Linked DNA regions of Mus musculus: regions 2, 3, 4, 5, 6 and 7 are each linked to region 1. The links are chromatin loops, found by intact Hi-C in ENCODE. Cell type or tissue: gastrocnemius. All regions are shown on one strand.

Evidence for each region. A loop is a pair of places that touch in the nucleus more often than their neighbours do. Peaks named below come from ENCODE experiments on the same cell type or tissue, not always from the same donor. Only the 100,000 strongest peaks of a DNase experiment are listed, where the experiment ranks them.
Region 2: a loop joins it to region 1, with 9 times the contacts of the local background. A loop is called at or near these places in 24 of 42 quality-filtered maps.
Region 3: a loop joins it to region 1, with 2.3 times the contacts of the local background. A loop is called at or near these places in 2 of 42 quality-filtered maps.
Region 4: a loop joins it to region 1, with 4 times the contacts of the local background. A loop is called at or near these places in 15 of 42 quality-filtered maps.
Region 5: a loop joins it to region 1, with 2.5 times the contacts of the local background. A loop is called at or near these places in 8 of 42 quality-filtered maps.
Region 6: it touches region 1 in a loop (2.2-fold over the local background); 4 of 42 quality-filtered maps call a loop at or near these places.
Region 7: it touches region 1 in a loop (2.8-fold over the local background); 2 of 42 quality-filtered maps call a loop at or near these places.

The regions. Positions count from the first base shown.
Region 1 is chr1:163,148,958-163,152,957 of GRCm38, reverse strand. No RefSeq gene overlaps it. Among named protein-coding and RNA genes, the nearest start is that of Gm22434, 33 kb to the right of the region's middle. In gastrocnemius, a CTCF peak has its summit at 2,322; a DNase peak (open chromatin) is centred at 2,303; H3K4me3 peaks cover 430 bases; H3K27ac peaks cover 213 bases.
Region 2 is chr1:163,908,279-163,912,278 of GRCm38, reverse strand. The region is part of intron 19 of Kifap3 (kinesin-associated protein 3); the gene reads right to left. Among named protein-coding and RNA genes, the nearest start is that of Scyl3, 19 kb to the left of the region's middle. In gastrocnemius, a CTCF peak has its summit at 1,735 (motif pointing right); a DNase peak (open chromatin) is centred at 1,374.
Region 3 is chr1:163,597,619-163,601,618 of GRCm38, reverse strand. All of the region lies in intron 1 of Gm32333 (a long non-coding RNA gene), which reads left to right. Among named protein-coding and RNA genes, the nearest start is that of Gm32333, 18 kb to the left of the region's middle. In gastrocnemius, no CTCF peak of the experiment used is centred here; DNase peaks (open chromatin) are centred at 930 and 1,542.
Region 4 is chr1:163,832,593-163,836,592 of GRCm38, reverse strand. The region is part of intron 10 of Kifap3 (kinesin-associated protein 3); the gene reads right to left. Among named protein-coding and RNA genes, the nearest start is that of Kifap3, 55 kb to the right of the region's middle. In gastrocnemius, a CTCF peak has its summit at 2,341 (motif pointing left); no DNase peak of the experiment used is centred here.
Region 5 is chr1:163,819,926-163,823,925 of GRCm38, reverse strand. All of the region lies in intron 8 of Kifap3 (kinesin-associated protein 3), which reads right to left. Among named protein-coding and RNA genes, the nearest start is that of Kifap3, 42 kb to the right of the region's middle. In gastrocnemius, no CTCF peak of the experiment used is centred here; a DNase peak (open chromatin) is centred at 2,372.
Region 6 is chr1:163,401,859-163,405,858 of GRCm38, reverse strand. It overlaps Gorab (golgin, RAB6-interacting), which reads left to right and starts at 2,190. Exons shown (of 5, transcript NM_178883.6): 1 at 2,190-2,336. The coding sequence starts at 2,276. Gm24940 (a small nuclear RNA gene) reads right to left here and starts at 3,576; the gene lies at 3,457-3,576. In gastrocnemius, no CTCF peak of the experiment used is centred here; DNase peaks (open chromatin) are centred at 1,900 and 2,180; H3K4me3 peaks cover 2,072 bases; H3K27ac peaks cover 1,479 bases.
Region 7 is chr1:163,224,079-163,228,078 of GRCm38, reverse strand. No RefSeq gene overlaps it. Among named protein-coding and RNA genes, the nearest start is that of Gm20471, 54 kb to the left of the region's middle. In gastrocnemius, no CTCF peak of the experiment used is centred here; a DNase peak (open chromatin) is centred at 1,637; H3K27ac peaks cover 2,147 bases.

The sequences.
Region 1 (4,000 bases):
TTTACAAGCACCCATGGAAAGTATCAGCTGCAACATCCCAGTCCTCAACAATGAAGGAAATACTCGGGTGTTTATGGAATGAGCTGTCAAGGAGGGGGGGGGCGTCAAATTTCTAAAATAGATCACTCAATTTTCTTGCCCTTGCTAGCTTACCCCATGGTTTAAAAAATTAACAAACCATACTCCAATCTTTTTTTTAATTATTTATTTATTTTGGTCAATCTCATCTCTCTACAGATTTTTTTTTCTTCATTAAAATTGTCTACAGTTTTTTTTATAGCCATGGAAACCTATAGATGGCTGGAGTTTATGATTTTTCTGTTTCATTTTATTACAGATATACAAAGACTGCCTTTTAAAAGTTTGCGATGGAAGGTGTATGTGTGTGTTTCCCTGTTTTTAATAAGTGTGTTTCCCCACTTAAATAAAGTCTTGGTATATTGACAAGTCAAGATGAACAAAAATTCATAAATTCTAGTTAGTCACTAGATCACTCATTCTATGCTGAAGTATTTTTTCTGAAGAGAAAGTAATAAAGATTTTGAAAACACATGTTTCTGACATTTCCAACAATGCTGGATGAAATGCAACTGGGAAAAGTTACCCTATAGTTTCATGAAAGCAAATTATCAGCGCTCTAGAAGTTACTTGGCCTTAAATTAATAAATTTGTGTTTGCACAAATCTGCATGCTTATATTCAAGGAGTGGAGAGGTGAATGGATTTATATTTTTCCAAGAAAGGCAGTTAAGCTCCTATGGGAAACACAAGTAACGTAAAGGGAATAGTTAATGCCTTGTCCAAAGTGTCGGCAGGAAAATTAACTGCTATAGTGTATACAAAGGGCATAGACGCGTACTTGGTGAGTTCCTTGTCAGTTTCGGCTGTTACTGCACGCACAGACAGACGCACTGCCACGACTCAGATCCTCAGGGAGCTACGACATGGCTGCTTGAAGTGCCCCATTTCCTCAATGATAAAATGGACAGAGTAATTCTGCTTACTCTGTAGAACTGCTACAAGAATCCAGTATGATCAGAAGAGAGTCTAGCACATGCTAAATTCTCACAGACGTAACATAATTTAACGGTATTTTAGGAAACCTTCAGTCATTATGCAGTTGTTAACGTTTATGAGTTTGGACATGATATATAATTCATTTATACATTGTATAATAATCAGAGTCCAATTAGTTTGTAGAATCTATCTAGAATTTCTTCGTAGAGAGAAGATCCTAAGTGTCCTTTGCTATTTTGAAGTTCATCATACCTCACTGCTAATTTACAGCTATCAAGTCTTGTGGTAAAACACCAGAATTTAAGCTGTCTCACTAACTTTGTATTCATTGACTGAGCTGGTCCCTCTTCGCTCCCGTTCCCATCCTTCCCAGCCTCTGCCAACCAACCTTCAGTCCGTTACTTTAATAAAATCACCTTTAATTTATATTCCAAATGTGAGATCGTGTCCTGTTTGTCCTTCTGCTTCTGGTCTATCTCATTTAACAATATTGAGTAAGTTTGTCCATGTTTTACAAACAAAGGAATTCTACTCCTTTGTGGCTGGATAGCGTTCCATTGTGTATGTATACCATGTTTTAAAATTTATTCATCTATTGATAGACACTTAAGTTGCGTTCACATCTTGCCCATTGACTGTACCTTTGGTTACACAGTTCAGTAATGAAATTGCTGAATTGTAGACTTCCTTTTTAACTATTAGCTTGTGAAAATAGCAGCACAGATTGAGATTATTAATACTGGGACACATACATACATACATACATACATACACATATATGATTAGATATTTTAAGTAAGGGAAAAGATAGGATCTCATTTTTTCTATCTCTGCCTCCCTTCTTCTCTCCTTCTCTCCCCCCCTCTCTAGCTCTGTATAAAAAGTAGGAAATGCAGATTCTGGAAGCGCCACCGCCTCAATGCATGTAAATTAATTAATTGGTTCATGAATTCAGGTGGTATGGATTACAGTTCAGTGCTAACTAACAAAAATGAGGCTGAAATAAAGACCTTTCCCCTCGCCTGACTGGGACAAAGTTTATTATTTTTTATCAGTTACTAAAGTAGTGACCTACTATGGAATTGCTCAACCACTGTATACCCTTCTCAGAAACAATGTTCTCTGAAAAGAGATGTCTAAACCGCTAGAGCATGTCCCATTATGGGAAAAACAGGTGTGACTAAAGGTGAAGGCACCTGAAACTAAATCCAGACCAAGAGCTGTGTAGCTAAGGCAGCACAGCTGTGCAACTTCCAAAAGGATTTGTGGGATAACACTGCCACCCCTTGGACAGAAAAAAACCCAGGGAGTTCGTAGCTTCCTTTATTATGGTACTCGTATGCCCCCTCTGGTAGATGCAGTGTTTGAGAGCATATAAAGAATTAAAAAAGGAAAACATCTCTGCTATTTAGCGAGCCGATAAAAATGCCACCCTACTTCCCAGCTCTTTGAAAGTTTGTGTTTGAAAACCCTTTTCTTCCCGGACCTTAAAGGATCCTTGTTCTATTGCGCCCTCTGCCCACTAGAGCCTTCAAGCTCCCGTGGAAGAATGAAAGTCGCCATCATTTTACTATGTTCGATTTAATTCTCAACTGGATTGTTATCACAGCATGGCAGTAATTATTTACAATACAATTTTATAAATGTATATACATCGTTATGAGGTCCAATGTGATTCGTTGACTCATATATACATCATTTTAGTGATTAAATCAGGATAATTTGCACACGTAGCTAACATTATCATCTGTTTGTGATGAGAATGTTAAAATCCTCTATCGATCTACTTTGGAATATGCAGTACCTTGCTGTTAGCAATGATCACTATATTGTACAGCAGTGCCAGATTGAGGGCAATTAGTATTGTAATGTTGTCTTTTATGAGATCAACTTTTTCTACCCCACATGTGTGGTTCCTCTGGAAAATGGTACTTAATAGAGAAGACGCCTTAAGAACTGGAAATAGTTCAGTGTTCCACGAGATGGCACTTGGCTGCTAACTGATGAATTACACTAAAGGTAAGGGACCTGGTGCTATCCCCCATTGCTAGCAAACAAGTGACAGTTAATTTTGGCTGGGCTTCAGGCTGGAGAGACAGTCTAGAATTGCCTGCCAGCATTATTGAGACCCCAGACATGCATACTGTGAGGTTGTAAGTCAGAAAATCAAAAAAAAAAAAAAAAAAAACAGTAAAGGGTTGAAAGAAATAAGTATACAAACTGTCTTCTAAACATGCATGTCTCTACCCATAGATAGAAGAAGAGATTAAAAAATGGCCCAAGTGCTGAGCTTGTGTGCAGTCAGTCCTAGAGGAGACACATCTATATCACTGCCCCCTAACACACACACACACACACACACACACACACACACATACACACACACACATACACATAAGGCTCAGGAATGAGATACATTGATATCAACACCCCCCCATACACCCACATATCTAAGGCGCAGGGATCATTGTAGAAAACGCAGTAGCAAGAGCCAGAGGATGGAGAGTAGAGCTATGCAATGCTGTCTGCCAGACTCTGCATGGCTGCCTCACTCATAAACTCACACCAGCTAGTGCACGAGACCTGCACAAGATCAAGCCAGTCACAACTCCAGCAAAGAAGAGGGAGGGGCACACATGGGTAAGAGTGTCTAGGGAATGCATCCCTACCTTTGGAGCTTTTGGCTGACAGCTGCTGAAGCAGGAAGCTTTAAACTTCTTTGGGAGAAAGGCTGCTGCTAGGTTGTCCCTGCCTCTGTGGACAGTCTCACACCCATGTCCATATGGGCAGCAATAACTGGACTCAGTGGGTTGCTAAAGAACAAAGACATGAGGTTGGGAGGGAGATGTGTTGTGGGGTACTGAGGGAGGTAGTAGGGGTGGACATGGTCAACTTGCATTGTATACATGTATGGAATCTTCAAAGAATATTTATCTAATAAGAGAAGAATACTTATTTTAAAGAGGCTGGTTAAAACACAATGA
Region 2 (4,000 bases), 760 kb before region 1:
GGGGGAAACAAAATCTGAGAAGCACGGGTGACGCTGGACATGCAGCATAGTGCAGGGAAATGGCAGCCACACGAAGCCTCGGCACACCCAGGTTCCGGGCCACAGGGGACATTCCTGGGGAAAGGGAAGTCAGGCACCTACCTCGGCTGCTTGAGGCTTACTTAGTGCACACTTGCAAAGCACTTTGAAATCCTTGGATGGACAGTGCTGCGTAAGTAAAAAGCATGGTCGTTATCGCACTATGGTTAGAGCAGAGCAACCAAGTCTTTTTCTTCCTTTAAACTATAAGTCATCAATACAAGTACAAACACGTAATACATTCATTAGGGGACGTTAGCATGAAAGAGAACTTTTGATCCATTTCTTTCATAAGCTCATAGGCTCCAAGATCTGAAAATAGTTTGAAACAATCTTGTTTGTACTTCAACTCACAACACTGTTGACAGAGCTCATTCGGACTTTGTCTGAACTCCTAGACATACGGTGCTTGGGACTCCAAGAAGGCAGTTTCCATGTATGGATATGTCAGACTGCTGGAAAGTTCTTTATCCTACTCTTCTGAAACCCTACCCAAGTAACTGTTTGCAATCATGCACAAAGGCTAACCCTTCTTCTCATCACAACCTTGTTAATTCAATCATCAGGACACAATCTCCAATCTCTGCTTCGTATGTTTCTTGAAATAACTTTGATTTTCATTATTTCCTTAAAATGAAGAATCTTAGGTATCTATGATACTTTTGATGTGGTCTGAGACCACTACAGCAGCGGAGAGATAGCAGACACAGGGAGCCCATCTCTTGATTTTATTAATGTAACGTATGTGCACTAATAATGTACGTAATAAGCCTGTAACGTGAACAAAGAGTACCAGTGTATGGATGGATGGGTCTGGAGAGAAAGGTAGGATTGCATAGGTTAAGAGAGATGCAGAAAGCACAGAGGCCTGAGCAAGTCACAGCAGCAGCTGGAGAACAGTGCCCAGTGTGCTCTGATCTGAGCAGGCAACGGGACTTCAGGTTTAAATGACAGGTGGACTAGATGTAAAACTCTTCCTATGACACTGAGAACTGCACGAACTTGGAGAACTCAGTAGCTTTAAAGAAACTATTCTGTGCTTTAAAAAGATATCTGCGGTAGAAAAGGGTGCTGGGTGAGCTCAAACACATGGAAAGCATTTACCAGGGAACCTGTCTGCCCAACACCAATGCCTGGAGCCCCGTAAACAACAGTCAGCAGACTGTTACAGTTCACAACAAAGGGTGTGTGTGTGTGTGTGTGTGTGTGTTCGCACGTGTGCGTGCACACAGATGTGCGCAGTGCAGAGGAGTGCGGGCACACCTGTAGAGGTCAGAAAACTACTGTGGGAATAATGTTCCTCTTTCTTTCCATCTGTGGTCCTGAGACTGGACTGAGCTTGCCAGGCTTGGCCGCAAGTGCCGGCAGCCATGGGGCACCTTGTTGGCCTATTTTTGCTAGCTTTTGAAATGAAACTTTAGATACAAACTTTACTAGATTAGAACTGAGAGCTGAAAGTTTTAATAACTGCAGATAACCTGAATGAAAGAACCTTCCCCATGAGTACAGGAAATACTGCATGAAATAGCTAATGGTGGAGGCATTTCATGGGACTGGTCAGGAAGCCAGTTACCTTAACAGTAAGAATTTAAATCCACACAAATAAGTGACCTAACAAGGTCTTACAACTGGCATCTATATGTAATTTACAGATGAGCCACTAGATGGCGAGCTTGTCTTACCACTGCACCAGAATGTGCTACTAAGTTTTAAAACAAAACTAATTCCTCCTTAGAATAGGGAACAAAATACCCATGGAAGGAGTTACAGAGACAAAGTTTGGAGCTGAGACAAAAGGATGGACCATCCAGAGACTGCCCCACCCGGAGATCCATCCCATAACCAGCCACCAAACCCAGACACTATTGCATATGCCAGCAAGATTTTGCTGAAAGGACCATGATATAGCTGTCTCTTGTGAGGCTATGCCGGGGCCTAGCAAACACAGAAGTGGATGCTCACAGTCAGCTATTGGATGGAGCACAGGGCCCCCAATGGAGGAGCTAGAGAAAGTACCCAAGGAGCTGAAGGGGTCTGCAACTCTATAGGTGGAATAACAATATGAACTAATTTGTACCTCCTGGAGCTCGTGTCTCTAGCTGCATATGTAGCAGAAGATGGCCTAGTCGGCCATCACTGGGAAGAGAGGCCCCTAGGTCTTGCAAACTTTATATGCCCTAGTACAGGGGAATTCCAGGGCCAAGAAGCAGGAGTGGGTGGGTAGGAGAGCAGAGCAGGGGGAGGGTACAGGGGACTTTCGGGATAGCCTTTGAAATGTAAATGAAGAAACTATCTAATAAAAAATTGAAAAACAAAAACAAAAACTAATTGAATGTAAACTGTATTTAACACTAACGTTTTCAATTTTGTAAGTGTGAAATAATCTAATTCACACAAAATAGGCATCACCTGCGGTACACTCCGTGACTGTGGGGCTTAAGCCGATATACACTCTGTGACTGTGGGGCTTAAGTCGACTGTCCTCGGCACTGACTTTTTTTTTCTTTCCCTGCTAGTGTATCACTACGCAGTTCTGGCTTACCTGGAACTCACTATGTAGATCAGGCTGGCCTCAAACTCACAGAGATTCGACTACCTCTGAGCCTCCCAACTGCTGTAATTAAAAGTGTGAGCCACTATGCCTAGCTTGCTTGCAACTGAAAATTTAACTGGCATATTTAGTACTATTTTTACAGCATAGTTTGAAAATCATAATGGAACCAACATCAAAAACATATTTTTTATAAGTTTAATGGTAATATACATATATTTTTATATATTTTTAAGGCATTTTTGTTTTGAAATTGAATCATTATATCGTTGAGAAAATAAACTTCAAGAGTATAATTATGCAGTCTCTTAATGAGCCTGGCATGTGCACACACACACACACATACACACACACACAAGTTAGCTGTAATTTACAGTTACTTTTGTGTATTGTATATACGTAATTATATTTTGCCTTTTATTATTAATAAAGCATAAATAATACTTGGGAGGTTTCTTTGTTTCCTTTGTATATATCTGTGTATGCCATGTGTATGCAGGTGCCTTCTGAGACCAGAAGAAAGCGTTGCTTTCTCCAGAGCTGGAGTTAGACCCAGTTGTGACCCGCTTGACATGGGTGCTGGAAACTGACCCAAGTCCTTTGGAGGAGGAGAAATTGCTCTTAGTCACTTAGCCAGCTTTCCAGCCCCATAAATAATATTTTAAAATGAAATCTCACTTTTTCAAAAATAAAGGGAAAATTATATAAGTATTGGGAGGCTGTATTTAAGTCATTAATCTGGCATTCATTAGACGTTTTTGTTAATGGCACCTCCCAGCTGTAAGGGGAAAACACTGTGGGGCAGATTCATTCAGTAGTGCCTAGCTGATGCTTCAGATAAAAACTACTTCACACCAATGGAGGGGGTGTGTAAAGAATGTCTTTCATTTATTCCAGTCGGTAATGAAATCCCACTTCACTGGCTCTTCTCTAATCTCAATTAATACTTGTCTTCATCCACGTTCCGCGGTGTCTTGAGCAGATTCACAAGGAAGATAAGAACACCTCTAACCAAACAGTGACGTGCCCACACCCGGGAGCCCGGCGGCACGCACACAGTGCAGGAAGGCGCAAACAAAGGGACTTATCGACCTGTCTTCTTATCAGCAATTGAGAGAGAATTAGATGCTTTTTTTCACTAGGCCAGAGTAATGGCTAACACTTGTCTGGGTAAGAGTGGACTGTCAATCATGAAGGAAATCACAAGCATTTCCATACATGGAAGTGGTTTCTGAATTTCTGTCTTTTTTTTTTTTCCCAAATCTGCACACCAAGAGCCCTTCCTTATTAGCCTCATCTTACTAGAAATTCTTTCTATTCTTATTTATCTGTTCTGGACATTCAAGGAAAATACTTACACACTTTGTATTG
Region 3 (4,000 bases), 450 kb before region 1:
CCTCTTCCACACATGCATGACACCTATATCACTCCAACCTCTGCTATTATAGAAAGAATCCACTTGTTTCTCAAGTTCTAGCCAACGACTACCTTCTCCATAAGTACCGTCCCATCTACTGGCTTGATGGTGCCATTCTTTCTCTAAAGTTCTAAAGTAATTTACACTGGTGTGTGTGTGTGTGTGTGGGGGTGCATTCTGCAATGCATAGAGCCTTTGGTGTGCATCTACTCTCCCAGCACTGTACTGGTTTTGTTTGTTTGTGCTGAAATCATATCTTCCAGTACTTAGCACAATGTCTGGCACATTTTATGCCCAGACACTGTTTAAAGAATAAGCAGTCTGAAAAACCAGGTCACAAAACCACACGCAAACCTGACTGCTTTCCATCTTGAGTATAAGCAGCTAAAACAAAAGCTGTAGTAGCAGTTGACATGTGTCAATGTTGTGGTGATGTCACATACTGTCAGTCACCGGGGCAACATACAACTAGGGTGTGCCTCTGTTTATTTCACTGATGCAGGGTTCTAGGCAGAGAGGTTATAATTTGCTTACATGGCATGATATGGTAACCAAAAGAGCCAGGATTCAAACTCAGGCAGTCTGTCTCCAGAGCTCTCACTTTTAATTTCTTTACAAACATTTCACCCCCTTTAGCCTTGCCCTGTGTATTCCAAATAAATGAAGTCTCATGTGGGTACCTCTTTGCCAGTTAATGAAAATATTCATTCCCTCTCTTTTTTAAAAGACCACATGTGTTGCAGTTACCAGCAGTGATTGGGGCTTTGGCCATCCTCAAAAAGAGAGCCACAGTGTCTGCTTGATAAAAGCCATAATTTTCCTGACCTGCCCTGGGCTGGCTCCCTCAAAGAAAATGCAGGCAGACACTTGGCAACTAGGTTCTCCCAGACTCACAAGCACACGGCTATGTTAGTGTTGGCAGTGGGGGACGGTTTGCTTCCTCCCTGCTTCATGAACTGTCACATCAACCTCTTTGATCCTCCCAGGGTCTCACGCATGCCAAAATCATTACTCCGTATTATTACTCTGTTTCAGATAATTGCCAGAGAAAATGCTAAGGTCAGTAATGACCAAGGTAGGGAAGTCGCTCTGTGCACAGTATACTATGCACATATTACAGACTCAGGAAGGCTCCAGGGTGGAGGCTCTGCTTATTTTTGTTGTACCAAAGCCATGAAACAGAGGGAAAAGGCAAGAACAGAAATGGATACATCTGGAACAAGAGCCAGGCATGATTTACTCACATTTTTACCTGACCTGAAATTGCTTATTTAGAAAAAAGAAACATTATAAAGTCTCAGGAAAATGTCATGAATCAGAGCCAGCGTGATTTCACATTGGGGCTCTATAAACTGCTGATCTTTTTTAAGGCAAAGAAACTGTCCAGGAAAAACCAAAGGAGCCAAAGGTAGCCCTTGCCACCATGCCCATCACTATAGTAACAGTTTCACAGCTTGCTACTTCTGATGCCAGCACAGGAGCCCCAGACACTGAAGGCTGCATAGGAAGGAAACCTGCTGGTTCAAGAGTGGCGTCCTTCCCACTAGTGGGGGTAGGGGGTGCCTATCTGAGAAAGCAACAGACAATGACAGCAGACTTTAGATGCTCAGGGTCACTGTAAAAATCTCTTTGGGATAACCACATATTATATCCCTGAAATAGACAACTATGAAAACCAGAGAAGAAGAAGGAAAATAAAAACTTGATTAAAGCCTTCCATCCTGCTGTCATGGTTCCCATACTGCATGTGTTCATAGCTCTTTTCAAGTAATATGCAAAGTTTTGAAGTAATTAGATAATAAGTGTTATTCTTTTTTTGGATTGGCGAAACAGTGTGACTTTTAATTTTTTTTTCCTTTTTTAAAATTAGGTATTTTCTTCATTTACATTTCCAATGCTATCCCAAAAGTCCCCCGTCCCCTCCCCCCCACAATCCCCCCACACTCCCACTTCTTGGCCCTGGTGTTCCCATGTACTTAGGCATATAAAGTTTACAAGACCAATGGGCCTCTCTTTCCAATGATGGCTGACTAGGCTCTTGAGTGTGCCCTGGCTCGCCAGCAAGAACGACGCTGCAACAGGATCCTTCTGCACATGTTTATTGGGAGAGCTTGATTGCAGAGGCGAAGAGACCCCAAGTCCAGAACTGGTGCTTATATAGGCCTAGGAGAGGCGTGTCTCACACCCGGATTGGTTGTGCATGGGTTATGCTTACCACCTCATTTGCATGCCTACATCTGATTGGTTAACTTCTCTCTCATCTGATTGGTTAATTTTGGTTAATTCTCAAAAACCTCATCTTGGCAGAAAAAACTTTACTGCCTATGTATGCGTGGTGGCCAGTGGTGGCCAGCACCACCCTGCAACGGCACATGTGGCTTCCCACACTAGGCCATCTTCTGATACATATGCAGCTACAGACACGATCTCCCAGGGGTACTGGTTAATTCATATTGTTGTTCCACCTATAGGGTTGCAGATCCCTTTAGCTCCTTGGGTACTTTCTCTAGCTCCTCCATTGGGGGCCCTGTGATCCATTCAATAGCTGACTGTGAGTATCTACTTCTGTGTTTGCTAGGCCCCGGCATAGCCTCACAAGAGACAGCTATATCAGGGTCCTTTCAGCAAAATCTTGCTAATGTATGCAATGGTGTCAGCGTTTGGAGGCTGATTCATCTGGAATAACAAAAAACCTAGGATAGCAAAAAGTCTTCTCAAGGATAAAAGAACCTCTGGGGGAATCACCATGCCTGACCTAAAGCTGTACTACAGAGCAATAGTGATAAAAACTGCATGGTACTGGTATAGCGACCGACAAGTAGAGCAATGGAATAGAATTGAAGACCCAGAAATGAACCCACACACCTATGGTCACTTGATCTTCGACAAGGGAGCTAAAACCATCCAGTGGAAAAAAGACAGCATTTTCAACAAATGGTGCTGGCACAACTGGCGGTTATCATGTAGAAGAATGTGAATTGATCCATTCCTATCTCCTTGTACTAAGGTCAAATCTAAGTGGATCAAGGAACTCCACATAAAACCAGAGACACTGAAACTTATAGAGGAGAAAGTGGGGAAAAGCCTCAAAGATATGGGCACAGGGGAAAAATTCTGAATAGAACAGCAATGGCTTGTGCTGTAAGGTCGAGAATCGACAAATGGGATCTCATAAAATTGCCTTAAGTGTTATTCTTATAGCTACCACCTGGACCATCTTTTTTTTAATTAACTAAACTTTAGACTTTGTTTGATTTCCATTATTTTAATAGCCTTACTCTATTCCAGAACTCAACCCAGAGTAGCACATTACATTTGCTTGTTATGTTTTCCCATTTTTGTTTTTTTGTTTCTGGTTAGGCGGCAATTTATCAGCCTCACATCTCCATTTTCCTACACATAAAACAGCCTCAGATAGTGTTGTCAAGGAAGCCCTCTAGGCTGAGTTCATCTGATGTCTTTCTGTAATTATACTGAGGTTATAGACTTAGTAGAGGACCACAGAGACAAAAACCCTTCTCATCACACCATATGGAGGCATTTCGTACCTACATCACATTGCTAAGTGAACAGAGCCTCTGCTTGGTTGATAGAAAGCGTGTATGTATTTTATTCATCTGTGGTACAAAGCTGCAGCTTTCTCTTTACTTACTCTATCAGTAGGGGAACAAGTCAGTAAGACTGATGCATTTTCTAGATGGATATAGAGAGTAATCAAGTTTTCTAAAATTCTCAAATTTCTTAAATTCTTAAAAGACTAGACTCTTCTTTCCCTGTGAGTTTTATTCTGTCTTTTATTTGTGTTCTATGTGTTCTTATAAACTTTATAGCTTTGCTCATAATAAAATGTTATGATTTATAATGTTGGTGAAATTGTCCCAATTTAACCTAATGGGGGGTTCATTTCTTGATCACTTTGTCCTTTTGGGGGGGGTGCACAAGATGACCTGTTTGTCTCAGTTCTGTACTGCCTCAGTCC
Region 4 (4,000 bases), 680 kb before region 1:
TAACAACTGCAATACCAGAAACTCAAGAATACCCGAAATGCAGTTTCTGTGAGCAAAGCAAAGCAGGACAGTCAAGGAAAACAGGTTTGCTCATTCAGGGTTGCAAGTCCCCTGCGGGAGGCTGAAGACCACCATTACCAGGATGAAAACCTTGGGGAATTTATTTGGAATTCAATTTTAAAAAATATCCAATTCAAATAAGCTCAGTTGTCAGTTTGCAAAATCTCAGGAGATGGAGCTAACACATCATCATAGGGGAGGGCACTCACTGCTCTCCATACGCTGCTGGTACAAAGGAAATGGCTTAGCAGGGGAAGGAAACAACATTCAAGAAAAATACACTGTGCCTTGAAGCCATTCAGAAAGTGTACATTCTTGAGCATACTAATAATATCTATAGCTTTAAACTATGAATTATCTTCAGATTTGTAAACTTGAATGAAAGACAATGATAGGTATTCACACACAGCAGAGCCCGCACGGAGAACCACAGACCACTCAGACCACAAGGTAACTAAAAGCCAGATAAAAAGCCTGGAATTTAGTTACTGTCCTAAAAACATGGGATTAAAATCCCAGTTCCTCTAGGAACAAGATTATCAACCAGTAGCCACCTTTATGGTTAAGAACCTCCCAAACACCCCTGAGGAGCTGGGAGCCAACAGACTACCATCCAAATGAGGACCATTTTCTATGCTAGTGAGAAATCCCACCTTCAGCTGCTGGCCGCAGGCGCAGAAGAAACCATCCTGTGGGAACTATGCTACTCCCATTGAAACTTGTCTGCATGACCTCACAGGACCAGAAATGAGACAATGACCAGCAAAACGACACCCTGTCTGAGACTGCTCACTTACGTATACCTCTTCCCATCCCCTAATTCTTTCTTCCTGAATATGTACTTGGGGCCACGGAACCCTTTTATATATGTCCTTTACGACGTGCTCCACCGATTACATCTCCTCTTGTGGCTTTTCACCATTTACCTCTCTTTAAGTCAGTTAACGTTACATCCTGAAGTCAGGGCTCTTGCCTAAAGCTCCAGTAACAGTCTTAAGTACAGTCACCTTAGTTTATGCTTTAATCATATCACTACTTTAACTTACATAAAAAATTTAGAAAATATATCTGTAATTGATTCTAAGAGACTTCTTGCAAACTGAAAATCTATATCCCCACAAAAATCAGATATTGAAACCTAATCTTCCGTGTGAAGATGTGTCAGCTTGGAGCTTTTGGGAGGTGAATATATCATTAGGAGAGTGCCATGTCTGTTATGAAAGATAACACGATTATAGAGCAAAATGTGGGTAAAGTCTCCAGTAGCAGGCTTCCCACTTACACTCTCTGGTCAGGCACATACTCATGTGAGAACCCACTTCCCAGAGTGAAGGAAACCAGATAAGAGATCACAGCACTTGGTTTCAGGGTAATAATTACAGATACACTGAGGAAAGCAAGAAGGAAGGTGCCTGGGTCTCAGTTTCTCTAAACACAAGCAACAAGCATCCAAAGAAACATCTACTTGGGTGAGAAAGGGAATTCACTCCATAATGCAAGAACCTATACCTTGTGAACCCATAGTCAAACAGTACTGAACAGAGAGCTCCAGGGCAGGTATCACCAGGACAGCGGACTTGCCCTCTGGACTACGTATGGCCGGACAGTCAAGTGATACCTCCTCAGTTAACAGGACATGGAGAAAGACTCTGCTTTCTAGATGGCAGAAGAGTAAATTAAGCACAGATCAGTGATAATGAAATTCAGCAGCAGTGGATCCAGGCTAGTATCTATAGACAGACCCTCTAGACCGGCCTGTTGGTATACTGATACCTAAGACAGAACTGTATCCTTGCTAACATGACCTGCAGCTGGCTGCAGGAGTCTTAGGTGGGTCTCGGTCACATTATGGACTCAACAAGATCTAGGCTCTAGGTGCAATATGGCATTATGCTGTGGGTGTTCAGGACACTGCCAGCCCTATACGCGCTCTAGACCCAGGCAGCATAAATAAGAGAACCAAGTCTACTTGGGAGAAGAAATGAGCAGGTACCAAACTGTTACTTCAGAATTTGATCCTCCCATGGTGAGGTAAGTACCAAGTAAAATCCTATGAGCCTGAACACAGGAAATTAATAAAGATGAACACTGTCTCTTGGCTCCAATAAAGGCTTGAAGTGGCAAACTATTCTTTTTAGGTATTCATAAACTCCATCTTAAACAATATATCAAGTTTGCATTTAGGCCAAGTTGGCTTTGGGCTTCTACAGCAGAAGCATTGAAGATAAGTAAATCAGGTAGGGATACATTGCAAACTCATACTTAGGGTACCATCTAGTGGTGATACAGCAATAGTGACCACAGGCTCACAAGAAAATAAGAATCCTGATTTAGAAATCCTGGAAGAAATGGACAAATGACAAGAGAATGGATTTCATCTAATTGCTAAAAGCATAGGTGTCCATTCGATTCCAATAAACATCAGTAAATTTTATAGACCTGCTATCTCACCACAAGCACAAAACAGGGCCAGAAACTGAGCAATGTTTATGAACTCATGGACAACTTAAAATTGTTACTCTGAGAACTCAAATTCAGGTGAACACACAGGAAGAAGTCAATAAGCTCTTACTTATCAGGCAAAGAAGAAAGAAGGAAACCAAACAAACCCCTGTGCTGGGAAGCATGCTAAATGACAGGAAAATGTGACAGAGGGCGACAGCAAAACACATCAGGGTTCAAAGGCAGGCCACTTGAAAACAGAGCCACAGGAGCCACGAAAGGATTGAGAAGAGGAACTGACTGAGCAACTGTTGGAGTTATTAGACCTGAACAGACTGGAGAAGCCAAAGCAGTAGAAAGTTTATTCAAAGATGGTAACAGAAAACCTCTAAATGTAGAAATAAATTAAACAGCTACATATACAAAGGCCAAAGATTACAAGTGAAAATTCACAAATTCATAAGGTTATAACATAAAACATGTATGCAAGCTTCAAAAGTTAAAGACAGGATTCTTAAGAAGCAAGATTTAAAAAAAAAAAACAAAAACAACTAATTTTCAAAGGTATCCCAGTGATCTGACAGTGGGCACACAACAAGGCCCTCAGAGACAAAGCGAGGGTGGGCCGTGTGATGCTCTTAAGGTACTGGAGGAAAGAAAACCTGACAAAAATAACATCTCTGAGAGCATGCTAGGAGCTAGGAAATAGTTAAAAGGGGTAAAATGGAATATCAAAAAATTCAAAATGCAGGGAGAGTTGGAATATAAGCACACTATTTTATTTGAAGGCAAGAAAGGAACTACAAAGGAAAGAGCCAAAATCCTTTAACAAGTCATATAATGGCTCCAGGTCATCCTGACACGAATAATGACATTAAATTCAAACCAAGTAAACTCTCCAAGTAAAAGACAGAGTGACAATGAAATTTATTACTTTATGTGTAGGAATATTTTATCTGCATGTGTATATTCATCCACGCATGTATAAAGGTCAGAAATGGGTATCAGATCCCCCGGGACTGGACTTACACATGGTTGTGAGCCACTTGCTGAGCCAACTCTCTAGCCAAGACAATGGATTATTTTTAGAGTCCCAATTAAGGCTTACACAATCGTTCACTTGTCACTAAGCCTGACAGTCTGATTTCAATTGCTGGGTCCTACATGGCGGAAGGTGAGAACTAGCACCCGTCAAGTGTCTTCTGATCACCATATGCACCTGTGTGGAATGTACCTGCATACCCTACCACATATGCATGTGAGTGCACACATACAGACATGCTGAAATACATGTAATGAAATAGAAAGGTTAGAAATGGGTATTTCACACAAATGGATTCTAAAAAGCAGTTATCATCTACACTTACATCAGAAGAAGCAATTTTTTCACTTTACATCCTGATTGTAGGCCCTCCTCCCTGTATCCCCCAGTCCCTACCCCTCTCCCCGAGAAGAAGTAATTTTAATCAAAAGTAGTAAAAAGAAACACAGAGAGTCA
Region 5 (4,000 bases), 670 kb before region 1:
ATTCAACAAAAATAAATAATTCTAAAATATTTATAAGCAAATGTAGCACAAACATCTTATAGACAGGAAAACTAGCTGTACATAACTTAAGTAACTTGCCCTATCTACATGGCTAGGAGGCAGCAGAACTAAATAAAAACACATGCCCAGCAGAGTCTCAAGCTCAGTTATTTATCCTGCTGCATCATGTTGAGAGCTTCCATGAAATATGATAATGCAAGAAGATGTTTAAGCTGTTTTGAGAGCACACAGAAGCCTTCTGTGTATAGCCAAAGGTGATGAAGTGAGTTGAACAGTGCCTACCTAAAATTTAACAGGACCTTAGCATTAGGCTTTACTTGGAAATATAGTCTTTGCAACTGTAGTAGATAAGATAATGCAGTAATCGATTAGGGGAGAGTCTTAATCTAGTAATTGAAGCCTTGGCTGAAATGCAAGCAGAGCTGGGAGTGATTTGTAACAAACAAGCCAAGAAGTATTAGACAGCCTGAGAGATACCAAGATGACAAACAAGTTGTAATTATTCTCTAGAGCCAACAGAAGAAACATGATCATGATATCACTTTAATTTTTGCCTTCTAGGCTTCAGAACTGTGTGAGAATTATTTAAAGAGAGCCATTTTGAGCAACTTCATTAGAGATTTGTTTTATTAAAAACAAACAAAAGATTAAAATACACAAACTAAGGTTTTCACAATACTAGACATCAAACAATGAATTGTAGTAATCTCTGAGAGTTAAGAAACAATGGAAATAAGGCTCCTGTGACTGCCTCGAAGGCTCCTGTGACTGCCCAGAAGGCTGTCCAGGCCCAGTATCCACATTACCACACAAGGAAGAACCCAGGCAGAACCTGACAAATCTCCAAGCAACGGAGATGGACTGAAGGTCTGCCGGAAGCAAAATCACCCAGAAGAGCACTGGACAGCTCTACAGAGAGAACTCTGGAGTTCTATAAATTCCCTTGTATATGGAGTAGGGTACAGCTGGGCACAAGTATATTTAGGAGTCAACTGAGCCCAGGGACAGAACAACAACAAGCAAGGATTAGAAGAGAAATCACATGGTGCTGTACAAGTAACTAGAAATAGCTCACACTGGAAATCCTGTAATCTATAGGTAATTGAGGAATTTTCAAAGTGTCTTGCCTTAGTAGTAGTAAGGAAATTTAGACTAAATTCTACTTATAGTCACAAATCAAGATCAAGACCTAAAAAGCTCAAAATCTTTCCAGGTTGCTAAACTATTTCCCAAAACTCAAAAATATTTATTAACTTTTTAATTAATTGAGTACTCGGTTATTTCGTTTTTATGCTTGGGTGTGTGCCTGCTTGTCTATATGCTTACCACATATATGCAGTGCTCAGAGAGGCTAGAAGAGAGCACTGGATCTCTCAAAACTGGACTTAGAGGTAGATGTGACCTACCTATTGTGTGTGTTGAAACTGAACACTAGTCCTCTTGTAAGAGCAATGAGTACTCAAAATTGTTGAGTCATCTCTCCAGCATCCCATAATAAAAGATCATTTATATGAATAAAGAATAACGTACACTTCAAACCATCTGGCAGACAATCAAAGATTATCAAGCCATTTAAAGGCATAGGGGATACAACCCAAAAGCAGGGGAAGTTAGGGAGACATGTGGGGGACCGAAAAATAAAAATAAAAAATCCTAAGAGTTCTTAACAATGAAATGGAATATAAACACACTGCCGGGAACTTAGAGAAGAAAAGGCTAGTGAATGTGAAGACAAAAGTCATAAACCATCTGAAATTAAACACAGAAGGGGACATATCAATGACACGAAAATCTGTGGAAAATCCCTACTTATCTGGAACAAAATGATTGCTGTGTAAATAACCTATGAGTTAAAAAAAGGGAAATGGAAATTAACCTTAACCAAATAAAATTATAAATAAAAAAAAACCATGAAACTATGTGGGTTGCAGTCAGAGGGAACATTTGTGTTCTAAACTAAATTCTTAGACAAATGACCTCAGCTTCCATCTTAAAACAACAAAACAGAGCAAGTTAAACTCTAATAAAAAATTCAAAAACTGACCAGCTTGTGTTGCAGGCTTTAGATGACTGCATTGAAAGCGACTATTTTAATCTGATGTCAGTGTATCTGATGCACAATGCAACTGACTAGAAACATGTACAATTGTGTATCTAAAGTTTACATGTTATAAAATATTAACAGAGTTAAAGAACATGTAAAATTCATACATGCAAAGTAGCCAAGAGCTATTGCTCTGCACAATGCATTTGCAGCAAGCAGCTATGGCTAAAGGAGAGACAGTAACCCTAGCTTCGGCCAGCTAGAAGCCACCTTGAGCTAGCAGCACAGCAGGTCAGCACGTGCCCTGCTTCTCGCTGGCCATGGGCCAGGATGAACAGCCTGAGCTAATTCTGAAGCCACAAGAGAGGTGGTCCTGTGTGACAAAGTGAGACGACTCATACCATGTAAACCTTTAAAGATTGAAAAGCATTAGATATCTGCAAGCCTGTACTCAGTTACTTATTTTTCAAAATAGTTTTATTTTTATTGCTCTTTTTGTAAAGCCTTCTAGCTAAGTTTGTGTATTACTGGTAGTTGTGTTTTTGTCAAGTCTTATAAGTAAACTGTTAACAGTCTACACAAGTACAGCTTCTGACAAAGAAACCTGAACATTTTGAGATGCTAGGATATTTCCCACAAGACAAGCAGAATGGACCCTATGTAAACCCAACCCAAGAGCCATCTCTTCTATATTCCACTGGTTAAATTGAGCCTGAAAGGCTTAGCAGCACTAGCTCCATCTGTCACTTTCCTTCTTCCCCCAGTGCGGGTCCAACCCAGATCAACCAGGATTGTGGGACAATGAAGAACAAACCGCCAGATGGTTAATCATCAACGTCTTCAGAAAATATTTATTTTATGTGTATGAGTACACTGTAGCTGTCTTTAGACGCACCAGAAGAGGGCATTAGATCCCATTATAGATGGTTGTGAACTACCATGTGGTTGCTGGGAATTGAACTTAGGACCTCTGGAAGAGCAAGCAGCCAGTACTCTTAACCACTGGGCCATCTCTCCAGCCAACAGAATATCCAAGATACAATTTGTAAAACATATGAAACTCAAGAAGGAAGACTAACGTGTGGATACAGACGTTCAGAACTAAAATAGTCATATTGGGCACCCCATCACTAGAAAAACTGAACCAAGAAGATAATAATTCTAAGGCGAGCCTAGACTTTATGATGAGATGTTTCTCAAACCTACAAGGCAAAATTGCTTGTGCCAGCCCTTCCAAAAGTGACTAAATGCCAAGAGATTATGAAAAATGGTTCTCTTGCATAGGTACCCAGCACTAACAAAATGTGCTCTAGCCTTGGCCATTATTTGTATTTTGTATATTATATTTGTTTCAGACATGGAAATGTTGTATATCAATACTGAGGTGCTAAAACATGAAGTGGAGAAATATTAGAAGTCTGGTAGAAATGATGACATTCTGAAGAGATACAAGCAGACTCCTGAAACAATGCACCCTTGAAGAAATGGGAATTTCTTCAGGAATCTCATTCTGAGAGAAGGAAAAGGCACCAGGCAGAGGGGAAATCTGTCTCCCTGGAAGAGAATTCATACAGTTTTAACAACTTGTCAGACCACTTACAGGATGAGACTGAGACCCAGACAAGAATGGGTCAATAGTGGGCGGGACCACATCTTGACCTGAACTGCTTAGAGGCACATCTCCTTGACCTTCTATTTGAATTGATTTTTCTTCCGAATTCCAAAAACATACTTGAGGGTTTCTCTGTATCTCTTTGATCTGCTTCCCCATGTGACCACATTGAGTAAGCTCTTTTTAATTCTGCTTTATTCTTAAAATTATTTAAAACCTTTTCTATAATCGTTATGCTGTCTACCAACAAAAACTACACAAAAATGATGGGTAGACAAAGTGCCAAACAGACATGCACATATATGGAGGAGTGACTTTCTGGC
Region 6 (4,000 bases), 250 kb before region 1:
AGCCAGGCAGCTCCATTTTATAAATATGCTAGAAACACAATTAGATTTTTAAAAATATCATCTATCTATCTATCTATCTATCTATCTATCTATCTATCTATCTATCTATCTAAATTGTACTGGGTCTCACATTGCAGCCAGGCTGATCTGTAATTCACTGTGTAACTCAGACTGGCTTCAAACTCATGCTGTAGCCTCTTGAGTGCTGGAACTATAGGGATGAGACACCACATCTGAGTCCAGATGAAACACCAACCATCTAATGGAGAATCAACTGGAGAATATATTACAATCCAAATTGTCATAGATGATACCTTCTCATAAACACATGAACATGCTGAATTATATATAAAACTTTTATTTAAACACAAAAATGTTCATCATGGAACTTAAAAGAATATAAAAAGAGAATACTACAAAAGCTAACTACTCAAGTTTGAGTTTCTTACATATAATTGAAAACAAACTAGTAAAGAGCCTGAAAAGAAGAGAATATATAAAGATTAGAAAAACACAGCCTACTGCTCTGGAGAATAAGGAAGCCTTTTGTGTGTGAGAAAACAGTAAATACCCTTTGTGTATATGGTGGTAGGATCCAAATTTACTACACAAATGGGGAAAATTTCCCCTTAAATATAGTTAGTATAATGTGAGTGAGACTTCCAGCAAAACTCTCAACTGAGATACTCTCTCAACTCAGAACCAAGAACTCCCACAGAGCAAAGACTTCTGGAGCTTAGTTCCCACCAGTATCTCCTACAGCATTTGACAAAAGTGAACTCCTTGAGGAAGGGCCAACAGAACAACAAATAGGAGATTTGGAATGTTGCAAGGGGGAAAGTATAATTTTATACAGATGTATTTTATTGGCTTTTATTATCTCTTGCTGGTGCCTTGATTTGCATTCACAAGCAAGGCAAAACCTTTTAAAATACCATAATTACTGACTCTATTAAGATTAGTGATAAATCTTGTCTTATAGAAAATGTATAAATAAAATGTAACAGAAAGCACACAAGTAGGTTTAAAATTGTTGTTGAGTCACTAGTAAATGGTTATTGTGTGCAGAGGGCAAGCTGAATCCACTACCAGATTGTGACTAATACATTCTATTCTGGAGTTAATGTATATCTGTTTACACATTTAGTCTATGTTCAAAACTTGAACGAAACTAATCCTTTTGGATGGTATTTTGCCTTTCAAATATATTGAAAATAAACTCATCTTTAAGATAAGCATGTGTGGCATCCTTGAATTTTGGAAAACCTGTTACATTTCAAAGTTCAAAGATTACAAGAAAGATGTCAAACTTTTTTCTGATACTTATATAACTGAACTGCTCATTTCAATTGCTGGTGTCATATTTTATTTTCCAGTATACTCCTTTACTTCAACTTGATTAAAAATATTGACTCTCGAGTCGAAAATTAATATTCTTTAAAAAAATTTTCAATGTAGCCAATGTAATGTTTTCAGTTGTTTTTAGTAAAAATAATGAAAAAAAGAAATGGTTTAAAAAACGCTGACCTACACATACATGGACAAGCTTTGCATCTTCTAATTTTCTAAACTCTGCTTAAAACGGAGAAATGGAAGCTCAAGAAGATAGCTTTAGACAAAAGAAAAAAAAATCACCATTTAGGACTTGAGTGTGGTGTGTTGAGGGACTTCTATAGGCAGGAGGAGACCAGCAAAATATCTTGGCATAAGGATTAGGTTCTTAGACTCATTCATCATAGAAACAAGAAATCGAAATCTGCTAGATGTTATTGTCTAGAAGTGAACTGGCCAATGCTTAAATCTCAACCCTACACCCTGTTTCTCCATGACTTAGAACCTACAAGCCAAGGATGCTCCGGTACCGCCCACCTCCCAGGCAATACAGGCTCCGCCCAGCTAGTCAGGCAGTTCCGACCTGTAGGCCTCCTCTGTCACTGCCGCTCTACCTGTTTTCCTCAACCCTTCCTCATATTCCCATAACCCCCACTTCCCCCCAAAGATATAAAGCAAGAAGAACTGGAACGTGTAGCAGAGGCCTGTGAGTGGAAGCGAAGGCCGTGCTTTTGTAGTCCACCGAGTCAGGCTTTCAGGCATCGCTCGGGGCAGCCCCACAGGTACCGGGTCCCTGAATGCAGAGGGAGGCCTAGCGCCACAGTTCGGCACGCTGATTGGCTGTTCGCCGCGCCACTGAAGGAACCCGGATGTGCCTGTGGAGCTGTGTTGGCAGTCTGCGCGCGGAGATTTGGGCACTCTTTGGGTGCCCAGGGCTAGGCGGATGGCTCAGGATTGGGCGGGCTTCTCTGAGGAAGAGCTGAGGAGACTAAAGCAGAATAAAGGTAAGGTGTACTTGCGCGCGGGTGTGGAGTCTCGAGTCTGAAGGACAGGAGGCCGTCTTAGTGGGCGAGGGGGCGTGGGGGCTGGAACTCCAAGTTGGGGGACAGGGGTGGTGGGATTCCCTAGGTGTCTTTGCTGCAGAGGCCAGAGGGACGGCCCAGGGGTTTCTCTTTTAGCATCTGTTTTCTGATGATTTGATGTTTTCCTGTAAAAAGGAATGAGGTTAGGAAGAGAAAGCGAAGCCACCACCTGAATGGCCCCTAAGGGAGGCTTTTAACCCAAACCAATGGTTGTAAACTTGGGTTCAGGGTGAATGAAGACTAATACTGCATATACAGCATCATAATTGTGAACTTATAAAACCAGATATTTGGGAAAGGTGTCATGAGAGTGAATCAACGCAGAAGAAGTGGTATTTATGATCCATCCGCATTGCCTTTACTTCTGGCTACCAGATGAGTTTGCATTTCTTTCCAGTTCTTGGGAGTCAGCAAACTAAAAGGACTTTTCGAGAGGTTAGATTTGAAGTGCGTGTGTGTATTTGTGTGTACATGCACAGTGCACTTACATGTCTGTCTCTTCTGCCTTCAGGGACAGTGGAAATCTGCTGCCCCGGATGGGGCGGGGGGCTTTCTGGAATAATTATAGATCACTGTATGGGCTTGCGATAACGCTGCTTCTGATTTATTAAGTTTTCCAGTACTTGGTAGGAAAGGATGTAAAATGCTCTTGACCTGTGATTGCAATTTCACAAAAATGTCTGTGGTAGGCTTGGAAATGCCCATCACTTCTGTGAGAACTTTGTGCCACTCTTGGCAACATTTTAAAAAGTACCTTAAGGATAAAATTAAATTCTTCCATGTCTATAGTTTGTGAGATATCTGGATATGTCTTGGGTACTTGGAATATTTAGCCTAGATATGTGAATTATCTAGGACTGACAGGTGCAGAAGGAAGTAAATTACTAACATGGGGTCAATGTGGGGAAGACTGGACTGGCTGATCTTTCTTAGTACTGTCATGGAATTATCATGTCAGATGTGTTCCAACTGATTCTGTCCAGCTGGCTGTTTTCAGGTTCTTTCCTTCTGTAACTCATTCTCCATTCATATACCTATATGTACAAATGCAGGCACCTAGATCTGATCTGACTCAGTTCTCAGTATTTGAATCAGGTGTGTTGTCTGGTCCAGGGGCCTCTTCCGTCCTTGTCATGGGGAATGCTAACCTGCCATGAAGCACAACGTCTGCCTTAGAGATGTCAAAAGTAGCAGGACATCTTTGCCCTTAGAGACCTTGTAGATTCATGAGACAGACAGTACAATAAGGTGGTAGCCATAGAGCAAGTTCACGCTGAGGATTTAATGGACACTGGGGACATTTCATGGAGGTTGAATCTTGGCTTTAGCTTGATTTGACAAAGGTTTAATGTAGGACTCCAATATGTTTGTTATCTAAAAAGTATATTTTAACTGTTTAATTTGGATTTGGTTAGAAGGTGATGAGAACCTAAACTTTAAGGCCCGTCACTTGGTCATGAAACGCTAGACTGTGGGTATAAAATCACTCATCTATGACATCTGTAAGAACAGAAGTATCTTCCAGTTTTTATGTAGCCATAGTGGAACACAGTGATCAGAACAAAAATACCAAGTCTCCTTGGTTT
Region 7 (4,000 bases), 75 kb before region 1:
ATCATTAAGCTTCATGGAATTTAAAATATTGCTATTATCTCATTCTTTTAGACATTGGAAGGAACATGTTCTAGGTTCTCAGCTAGAGCCATAGGATATTGGGTTTATGATACCAAATGCATGTCTCCAAAACACTTTAGATTTTCCTCTCTAAATATACATACTTTACAGAATTGTGAGAGCAAAGCCAGGTAGACAATATGAAGTCCTATACTCACATTAACACTTATTGTTTTGATTACTGGGAACCCAAGGTTCATTGGAATCCTATTCCAACCCAGAAGATCTTATCATCAGTTGTAGAATGAAGGCCTTCGCAAGATAAGTTAAAACTAGACCAATGGTATCACAGGCCTGTTATTCCAACACTTGGGAAGCTTGAGACAGGAGGGTCTGGAGTGTAAGACCATCTTTGGCTCTGAGTTGCCTTCATGGCCAAGCTGATCTATAAGAAGCCCTGCCTCAAGAATTGAAACTGGACAGTAAATATATGCACATGAATACTGAAAGAGTTACTATGGAAACTTGTTAGGAATAGTAAGATAAAGAGACTGAACTGGGATAGACAAAGGCAATCTTTGATCATTACTCATGAAATTGCCGAATGAAGTTGGTACAGAGAGATCTTCAAAACAAGTCAGATATACACAGTGCAGCACAAAGAAAAGATTCTGGGAAGAGGCACTGAGAGCAGGCTTACTCAGGGATATATTTAATACATCTTGTTCCCATTTTTCCCAAATAAAGATCTAAAATGGTGGCAAAGAAAATCACATGCAGCCATTGCTTTCGTCTTTCCCAACTACCTTTCAATGATAGCTCTTTTTCTCTCTTTTCCATCTTATCTCAGACACTGAGCTAAGGATGATTTTGCCCTTCAGGAAATACTTGACAATGCATTAAGACATTTTTGGTTGTCATAATTACAGTTATATGGGTCTCTACTTCATTTTGTAGCTGTCATGTGTCACACACAGCCAAGGAATCCCAGGTAGTATAGTGCTCATGATGGAAAGTAGAAAGGATCTGGGACTGTGAACAGTTTCTTCCTCGGGCTTGAGGATGAATCATTTCTGATGCCTATGTGATGTGGAAGCCTAAGGGTTCTTTGGAAAGTCAGCTGGATAGTGTTTTGCTGGGGCAAACACTTGAAAGAGTGTTTTTCTGAAGTGAACACAGGTGGAAGACTAAGGGAGACTCATGAAGGAATGTTAGGCTGAAGGAGACACAGGAGAAAGGATGTTCTGCTAAAGCAAGCATGTGAAAGGACACGTGATGGCTTCTTTGGTAACAACATGCATGAATTGGTCTGCCTCATTTTGCGTAATTGAGCTGCATTTGTCTAGACTCCTTAGAAATAAACACACCAAAAAGCTTCTGGTGGTGTGATACAGTTTCTTGCTGCTTCTCTGGACTCAGGCTGATTGACAGAGTGATATCATTGAGACAGGTGTGCACGCTTGGGTAAGACCGGAGGAGGACATGTGATGTTTGGAGGGTATAAATAGGACTCATTGGACAGTGACTGGGACTGAGCTTGGCTTGCTTATAGAGTGAGCTATGCAATGCTTATGGGTGTTGAGTTTTCTTTGATCTTCACTTACCTGACAAGAGGCACAGCCAAGAACTTCTGGCGTTCCTCCCAGTCCTTCCTGCTGACTCAAGCCAAGGCTGAGGCCTGGCCATCTCTTTTAGGTCATGTCACCACTATTTCTAACCCTACTTTATGGAACTGGACTGATGGTGTATCTGTGAAGTGTTTGCAAATAGATCGAGTTGCTGATGCTAACCTGTGAACTGAACTGCCAATTTCCAGACAACACAGACAGGAGTTGCTCCAAAGAACATTTCCAAAGAGGTCCACTTCCCCTGTATCCTTTCTTTCATACTACATCTAGTGGGTGTTGGACTAAAGGAGAGGTTAAAGCATTTAAGAACCATTATTAAAAATAAGGTTACAGAAAATTAAAGTTATATCTATAGATGCACATGGGTAAACTGGAGTCACAATCTGGCTGTAAATATGTGTCTCTGGCAGGCTCAGGGACAAGGAAGAAATAAATGTGTAAATGTGTGTGTGTGTGTGTGTGTGTGTGTGTATGTGTATATATATATATATATATATATATATATATATATATATATATATATATATATATATGTCACTATACTTCATTATAATTCTTCCTTTTTCCACTGCCCTTTTCTGTGTGCCTGGATTATTCTCTGCTTTCATGTAACAAGTATTCTATTATTTTCTTTCCCCAACTTCTTAATATCTCATCTTTGCTTCTCCTTCATGAGCATTCCCCCGTCTCTGTCTCCTCTTTCTTTTAAAAATTTTATTGTATATATCTACCATACGACCTATCTGTATGACTTGATTATTTGCCCAGAGGACCCCAAGTCAATGTATTGCAGACATATGAGGTTCACCAATTTATCTGAGTATTGTGCCCACATAGTTATAGGCTTAACAAGTATTTTGGTTGAAAAATGATGGTTTATTGAAGCCAAAAATCCTGAGAAAAAAAGGGGGGGACATTTTAATATAAACAGAACTGTCCATTCTAATAAGAAACATACTTAGTAAATATGTGAGCCATCAAATAGTACATCAAATTTGTTATAATGCTGTTCGTATGAAATCAGCTTACATGTCCATCAACAGAGAATAGAAAGAATGTAATATACATAAAACAATGAAAAATTTAAAGCTGTTATCTTAGGGTTCTATTGCTGAGATCAAATACTATGACTGAAAGTAACTTGAGGAGGAGAGAGTTTATTTCTTCCCGAAGTTTGCTGTCAGTTCATCATCTATGGAATTCAGGGCAGGAGCCTGGAGGCAGGACCTGAAGCAGAGGCATAGAAGAACTGGTTACTGATTTGCTCACCAAGGCTTGCTCCACTTGTTTTCTTGTGCATACCAGGACTACCTGCCCAAAGGTGAAACCACGCATAATAGGCTGGGCCTTCACATTTATATCCACGCACAGGAAGCAGAGAGAAGAAGCAGGAAACAGAGTGAGTCTATCATGTCTCAAGACTCACCCAACCCCAGCAATATACTTCTCTAACAAGCTATACTTCCTAGCGGTTCCATGACTTCACCAAAAGCAATCTAGCAGACACCGAGTGCTGAAATTCATGAGCATACAGGGGCCATTTCTCATTCAAACCATACTAGAAATTAAAAATAAATTAAAATCTAATTTGATATAGGTTGAGTTTGGACTTGAAAGTGATCAAATAGAATAAATAAGATTACCTCATTTGTTTGGGTAGAAATATTTATTTTAAAAGCTGGGCGTGGTGGCGCACACCTTTAATCCCAGCACTTGGGAGGCAGAGGCAGGCCGATTTCTGAGTTCGAGGCCAGCCTGGTCTACAGAGTGAGTTCCAGGACAACAAGGGCTACACAGAGAAACCCTGTCTCAAAAAACAAAACAAAACAAAAAAAAGAAATATTTATTTTAAATTAAAATTTCATGCTATTATTTTATGTGTTTGGGCATTTCGCCTGAATGCTGTATGTATGTATGTATGTATGTATGTATGTATGTATGTATGTGTCATGTGTGTACCTGGTGCCTTCAGAGGTCAGAAGAGAGCACTGCATCCCCCAGGACTGGAGTAACAGATGGTTGTGAGTGAGCCACCATGTGGATTCCGGGAATCAAACACATGTCCTCGGGAAGAGCAAGAAATGCTCTTAATGGCTGAGCCAATTCTCCTGCCCAGAGATAACATTACACTTACTCACTAATTCTCATTGTTCTCTTGATTCTCCAGTATAATTTGTGCATCATGTTAGATCATACAGGTTGAATCATCCCAGATATTCTGGTTGTTTACACGATGACATTCTCCTACTTAAGTAACCTCTAAAATCAGACACAATGCTTTGTCCTTCAAACCTCTATATCCTCCTTAACTGCCATTCAAACCATCCTCAGAGATTTCCGATGAGAGTACAAACATTGTGTTCTTGTGAGCT